2 separate regions of the Homo sapiens genome follow, and region 1 is linked to region 2. Evidence: chromatin contacts called from ENCODE Hi-C data. All regions are on one chromosome and are shown on one strand. Each heading gives the region's core, a stretch centred on a gene start or an enhancer-like site at or near the end of the contact. The rest is flanking DNA. Distances are from core to core; before and after follow the strand shown.

The links. A loop is a pair of places that touch in the nucleus more often than their neighbours do. Pooled maps may share reads with other maps.
Region 1: a loop to region 2 is called in a pooled map, with 3 times the contacts of the local background. The contact joins the enhancer-like site here to the promoter of CLN6 in region 2. A Hi-C loop is called at or near these places in 2 of 37 single-sample maps with no recorded cell type and 4 of 50 pooled maps.

What each region holds. Positions count from the first base shown.
Region 1 is chr15:67,079,674-67,083,048 of GRCh38, forward strand. All of the region lies in intron 1 of SMAD3 (SMAD family member 3), which reads left to right. Among named protein-coding and RNA genes, the nearest start is that of SMAD3, 16 kb to the left of the region's middle. RefSeq lists an enhancer at 2,530-2,669. Within about 2 kb of position 1,563, at least 33 of the 41 ENCODE cell types and tissues checked have a DNase peak (open chromatin) inside an H3K27ac peak, as active enhancers do.
Region 2 is chr15:68,228,322-68,231,565 of GRCh38, forward strand. CLN6 (CLN6 transmembrane ER protein) reads right to left here and starts at 1,407. Exons shown (of 7, transcript NM_017882.3): 1 at 1,181-1,407. The coding sequence starts at 1,263. RefSeq lists enhancers at 692-761, 792-871, 2,102-2,151 and silencers at 912-1,501, 1,271-1,450.

The DNA of each region.
Region 1 (3,375 bases), core at 313-2,812, 1.1 Mb before region 2:
TACTCTGGGTACTTATGTATTTATGTTTACAGAGGAGGAGGCTGAAGCATTGAGGGGTCAGTGGCAGAACAGGAATCTTAACTCTGGTCTCTGGTTCCTAGTTCTCTGAGCTCTACCCCATAGCCCCTCAAGAAAGGATGGCCATTGTTGTCCTCATACAAAAAGCTATGACACTGCTATCATTATTCTCATTTGGTAAATGACAGAAACAAGGTTCAGATTACTTAGGTAAGTTGCTTTAAGTCTCAGGCTAAGGGCTGGAGCTGGATTTGCCACTGAAGCTCTACACCTTCTAGAATCTAGGGTGACTACATAATTTATCAAACAAACCAGGATGTTTCCAAGAGTGAAAAGGGGCAGCATTATTAATTATGGCCACTATTAATTACGGTCCTTGGCCATAAATCAGGACCGTCCAGGCAAACCTGGGTAATAGTCACCCTGCCTCTGGTCTTGATACCTGACCAAGGTAATGGAGAATTGGATCCGCCAGCTCATGTGCTGTTGCTTAAGTGGAAGGGAATGTGCAAATTATGTCCTGCTATTCTAAGTGAAAGGACTTGCCCAAGGTCATGCAACAAGTTGGCAATGTAATATTTTAAAACTGGACGAGATGTTGAAAACATGGTAAAGTTAGCACTAGAGCTTAATTAACTGGAGTATGAGTTAGGGAACATTTGGCTATGCTGATGTCTACTACTGAAGGGAAAGGAGGTGGAGGTCAAGGTCAGGTGTGTATGGAGCAGGTGGGGGTGGCAGTGGCAGGGCATTCACGTGGCTCTACTATGTCGGCACCATCATCAGGCCCTGTCCCTTTGAAGTCCGGGAGATGCCACTAGGCCCAGTGCAACTTGGATGATATTTAATGGCCAAGAGCAGAGACTTCTGGGACCTGACTTTTCCTGCTCTCCACTTTACTTTAGCTCTGGGCTTCAAAGGGACTATTGGCTGGGAGTGGTGAAAGTTTAGTGGATAATCCTGCTGAAGAATTTTGGAAGGCCTTGAGGAAGGAATTAAAAATAACAGTAAGCATGCCTTTTCTTTCTCTTTGATTGTGGTCAGTGCATGGAATGTGCCAGGGCCGCTGCGGAGCAAGCACGTGGCCCCGAATAACCCCTCCCTGCCAACGGAATTCTGCAGAGAACATGTAAGGGCTGTGCTGTTTCACTCCTGCTTTGGGCTCTCAGGGTTTGTTTCCGCGATCATCCAAACCTCATCCTCCTTCTCTTGCCCCAGATAATTTATTGGAAGTCTGGAGAGGGACTTGAGTTCTCTCAACTCTCCAACCAGACTGTTGCTGTGGGCGAGGCCATGTCGGGTGAGCTCCAAGGAGAGCAGTTGGAATGACAGAGAGGAACGGTTTCAGCCTGAGAAATGTGAAATATAAATTCAAACCAAACTTGGCACCTGTTTGGAGAGCTTCAGCTGATACTACAGTGCCCCTGTCGTTAGCCTTTGTGGCTCAGCTGGGTCTTATAAATAGAACACGATGCATTTCCCCTTTTGCTACCCCACAGACACGCGGAGGCATGTGTGGGGGTGGCATGGACAGAGAGTATTCATTACTTATGCTCCAGTGCATCAGATAGTCATCGTGGGAACTGAGCCCTGGTGTCATGGGGATGACTAGGCCATCTTGTGGGTAAGGCTGGAAGCGGCTTTTGAGTCTCCTGAGTTACAGCTCTTCTTACCCTTGCCAGCCTCCCTTCCCCAGCTGAGGCCCTCAGTCCTTCATGCCTGTGTGCCGCAGTAAGCCAGTTGGCCCCTTCCGTCGTGAGTCCATCCCACATTCTGTATCGGAGCCCAGCATTGCTGTATCAGGATGCTTTTGGCCAAAAGTGACTTGAAACCCAACAAATAGCTTCAATCATAAGAGGGCTTATTACTTCCACTAAGAAGGCTAGAAGCAGGAAAGTCAGGCATCAGAAGGTCTCAGGAGCCTTACATCTTTCCTCCTGGCCATATTCTCTTCAAGCTTGTCTCCTGTTGGTCCAAGGGTGGCCACAACTGTTGCAGATATTACCGTCTATAAACGTTGCATCCAAGGGCAGAAAAGGGCTCCTATTCCTTGGGGGTCTCTTTAGGAAGAAAACCTTCCCCGGGAGCCTCCTGGTATCTTGTTGGTCAGTATTGTATCACATGCAGTCAATGACAGAAATAATGGACCCTCAGAAGCCTCTCGAGGTCAAGGGCCCAGGCTATTCCTTTGACTCATCAGGGTGATTAGTATGGAGGTAGGTGCTTAGTAAATTTTATTTGGGTTAGTGCAAAAGTAATGGCAGTTTTTGCCATTGAAAATAATGGCAAAAACTGCCATTACTTAGGCACCAACTTACTGATTAATGTTTGTTGGTTGCTGGTTTCCTTCGCTAAGTGAGACTCCTGAACACTTACTGATGATGTCTTGCTGACTTCTGAGGACATGATGGTAAGTCTGCCCTCATGGAGCTTGCAGTCAGGTGGAGAGATAGTGCTATAATTGTGTTTGGAGTATCTCCTGAGTAGATTGTGGCAGTCTGGTAGCTTTGGAAGAGGTGTTAAATTGAGGCCCAAGGAGACAAAAGGACCTGAGAAACAGAGCAGGGGGACTGTCTGGGCCTCTGAATGCCATGCCCAGGGCCACACATTTTGTGATGCAAGCCAGGTTGTTTCAGGTTTCAAGCAGTTGCGATTTCTGTCTCCACCCCTCCACCAGTCTTATTTTCCTGTTGACAAAATGATAACAACTTGCCCTAGGGTTTGAAGTGGGGGCAGGGCACAGCGCTGAGAGCCTCCTCCCTCAGGGGAAATTTTCTAAAGTTTCTCACTGTGTTCTAGCTTCAAAACCATATGCAGTTTAATTGCATGTTTAGTATCTTTGTGCATCTCTCTTGTTTTGAATCTGCTGGAAACTTTCTCTGAAAGCATATATATAGGAAGACATAAAAATTCTATAAATGTTTAGTGGTTAAAAACAAAGTCCTGTCCAAATTATATAAAGTTTTGCCGTCGTCGGACGGAACTTTCTGCAGATAGGGAATACCCTTGAGTCTTCAGTCGCAAAGAGCTAATCACTAACTTCAAGTGTGCAAGTGCCCTTTCATTCCAATTCAGAGAAAACAGAGCCTGTCCCAAGGCCTCGTGTTTTGTTTTCCTATTGATCTAGGAGCTGGGATAACTTGGAACCCCAGGGAACATCTCAGAGTTAATTAGTTTTTTGAGGTCTTCTTGTTTTTCTTGCTTGATTAAAAGAGTTACAGTTTTTGCTCTGATTGTTTAAAAAAAGAATCTATCACTGCTACTGATCCAAGAGGTGAGGGTTGGCATGGGGTGGGCACTCCAGTAAATACGTAAGTTGTCTTCCTGCCGTCTTGTCCTGGTGGAGCAGAGAGAGGT
Region 2 (3,244 bases), core at 157-2,656:
AGAAACTTCTCACGACTCCCCAGTGCCTATGGGATAAAGACTGTGTCCTTAACCTGTCACCTAGGACAGGAACTAGGGTGAGACAAGCAAGGCCTCCAAGGCCCAACATTTGAGGCGGCACTCACGGTCACGGCAGTGCGCCTACCCCTAAGTTTTGCAATCTAGGTCCTCAACTCGAGTCCTAGACTTGCTGCAATTAAAGGCCCTTCACAATCAGTCTGCATCCTCCTGTCACTTTCTTTTACAGCCGGAAAGCTCCAGCACCACTAAACTCCTTGCCCTTCCCCACTGTTTCCCTGGATGGAACAGCCTGTCTTCCCTGGGTCCCCTACCAAGTCCTCTGAGACTCAGCTCAAGTGCCACTTCCTCCATGAAGCCCTCCAAGATGACCGCTCACTCCCACTTGGGCTCTGTCTCTCCTGATCCCTACAGGACCGTAAGCCTCTCCCACCTTCACCCTGCCTACCCCCTTACTGCCTGGCACAGCGCTGGGCATACCACAGGCGCTTAAAGAATGCCTGCTGAATGCAGTGAATGTTTCTGGTCAGTAAAACGGGACGAAGGTAGAATGGAGCTCTGCTCGCCCAACGAGATAAACCAAAAACTGAGAAGGGCTCCTCATTCATTCTCTGGACGGCAGCTTCCGCCCTTCCCCGCTGTCTCTTCCATTACATTCGCACATTCTTGGGTGCCCCAGGTCAAGCAGACAGCCTCCTGATAAATGACAGAATCAAGTCCTACTCAGGGCTGGAGGGACCCCGAGAACGCGGAGGTGGCGCCCGGAACTTGCGGATAAGTTGGGGGTCCGAGTGACGAGGTGTGTGTACCCACCGCCCTGGGGAGCTCTCCCAGCGCAGCGGCTGTCCCGGCGCCAGCCCGGGTCGCTGGAACGCGGGAAGGGAGGAAAACCCCAAACTTCGGGCGGGCGCTCCTCCCACCCGAGCAACGGCGAAGCGGGGAGGCCGAGCCCCGCTGGGCCCCAGGCTCCCCAGACAGAGAAGGAAACGCGGGGGCACCGCCGCCACGGTAGCGCGCCTCCAAGCCCCCCGCGCTCCGCTCCGCCCCGGCCAGCGCCGCACACGAGGTTCCCGCCCGGCAGCCCTAGGAGCGTCACGTGGCGGGTCCCGAGGCCCCAGCGCACAGGCGCCTAGCCCGCCCTCTCACCCCGGCGCGCGCCCACCTGGCCTGCAGGAAGGAGGCGCCCAGCTGCGCGCCTGGGCCGCCCGTCGCTCCCAGGTGCTGCCGCCTCCGCGTCGCCTCCATGGCTGCCCCGCAGGCCCCTCGGCCCTGCCTTTCCGAGGAAGAGACCGGTTCAGCTCGGCTGCCCCGGCGGAGGCCGCCGCAAATTCCCAGCGCGGGGCGGTTCGGGGCGGGCCGGCGAGAGCGCGCGGCCCTCGGGAGGAACAGGCGGGGCTGCGGACCCGGGGCGGGGCGGAGCGGAGCGGAGCGGAGCGGAGGGAGGCGGGGCGGAGGGAGACGGGGCGGGCTCCGCTAGGGGAGGGCCGGGCGCTGCGAGTGTGGCGTCCTCGCGGGGCGGGGGCTGCTGGCCTGTCCGGGCTGCGCGCGTGACCACCAGCGGGCTGGGATGTGTTAGGGTCCCTTGCCTGCCTGGGTACGGGAATCTCTGTCTAGGGTGACTGAGGCCTGGGTGTTGGGCTGGGGCGGGGTAGCGACCTGGAGATAGACTAAGCTGATTTAAATGCTCCCCGGGGCAGAGGGTTCTGTGGGATTTCCCTTGTTCTTACGGGTGGAGGAGAGGAGGCAGGACTGGAGACCTGCACGTGTAGCACCCGCGTGGTGCAGCACGTGGGTTGCAGATGTTCTAGTGAGGGGCTGGCGGTGACAGTGGGAAGGAGCGAGTTGGTGACATCTAGAGTCGTGTGAGAGGTATGGTGACTGGGACTCTGGATGTGGGGGGTGAGGGGAGAAGAGTTCAGGCAGTGGCCGGATTCTGCCCCTGGGTGGATAGTGGAGGCACCCCCCGGGAAGTGGGCTAGAGCAGATTTCGTGTAAATAAAGATTCATCTTTGAACGCATTAAGCTTGAGGTGGGTCAGGAAGGCTGTTGGACCGGTGGTCTGAAGCTGAGGCGAGACCTGGGAACCCAGTGGACAGGCTCGTGAGTCACCGGAGCATACAAGACAGACAGAACCTAAGGGGACAGCATCCTCAAGTGAAAAACAGAACCAAAGGTCAAACCTGAGAACAGCCTGCAGGGCAGATTGCCAGGACTTCATTAGTGGTACCACTTTGAACTAGCTGTGATGCGGGCAAATGGCTCAACCCCTCACAGCTTCAGTTTACTCATCTGTAACAAGAAGATGCCTATTGCATCTACTACATTGGAGTTGTGATGACTATATGAAACTCTTAGCAGAGAGCCCAGCACTGGTGGACTAAGTTATTTACAATAGCCCGTCTCGAGACCTGAGGTTTCCCTCCACAGAAAGGTTACCTTCCACACCACTGTCAATGTCACAAACTCTCTCCTCCCCACGGTCACTGTCAGCAGCCCAGGCCGCTAACTAGAACAACTGCAACCAACTCCCATTCTCCCCACCACCCCCGTGCTACACCAGGCGCACACGACATGTGCAGGTCTCCAGTCCTGTCTCCTCTCACCCAGCCCTCAAGCCGCTGCAGAAGGGATGTGCCTCTTGGAAGGGATGTGCCTCAGATGCAAATGCAATGTGCCATTCCCCTGCCCAGTATCCTTGGTCTGCTTCCCAGACCATGAGGGGTCTGAGCTATGCCTATTTCCATTCTATTTTCTTTCCTGTCTTTCTTCTTGGGAGATGTTTATTGGATTTATTTCTTTCCCCTTTGGTCAGAACCTGCATGTCCTTTCTTGGCTGTGGGAGGCTAGGACTGCCTGCCTGGGAGTCATTTTCCATCAGCCCCATCCTGGGCTCTAGCAGCCCACAGGCCACACCTCAATCCCCCCCCTCCGCCCCTGGTCCCCTGAAGAACACATTTGCTTTAAAGCTTTCCTTGTTTCATTTGATCCACACACACCAGGTCGTAAGGAGAACAGGTGATTGTCTCTGTTTTGTAGCAGAGAAAAACCTAGGCCCTGAGCTGAAGTACTGTGCCCAAGGGTCAGCCAAGGACAGCACTCAGACGGGGCCCCAGATTTAATTCTGGTGAATCTGATCTACACATCGATCTCGGTATACACCAGAGAAGAAGGATTGAGGCTTCCCGCTCTGACCCCAATTTCTTATCCTCTGCAGGCTTTGCAAGCC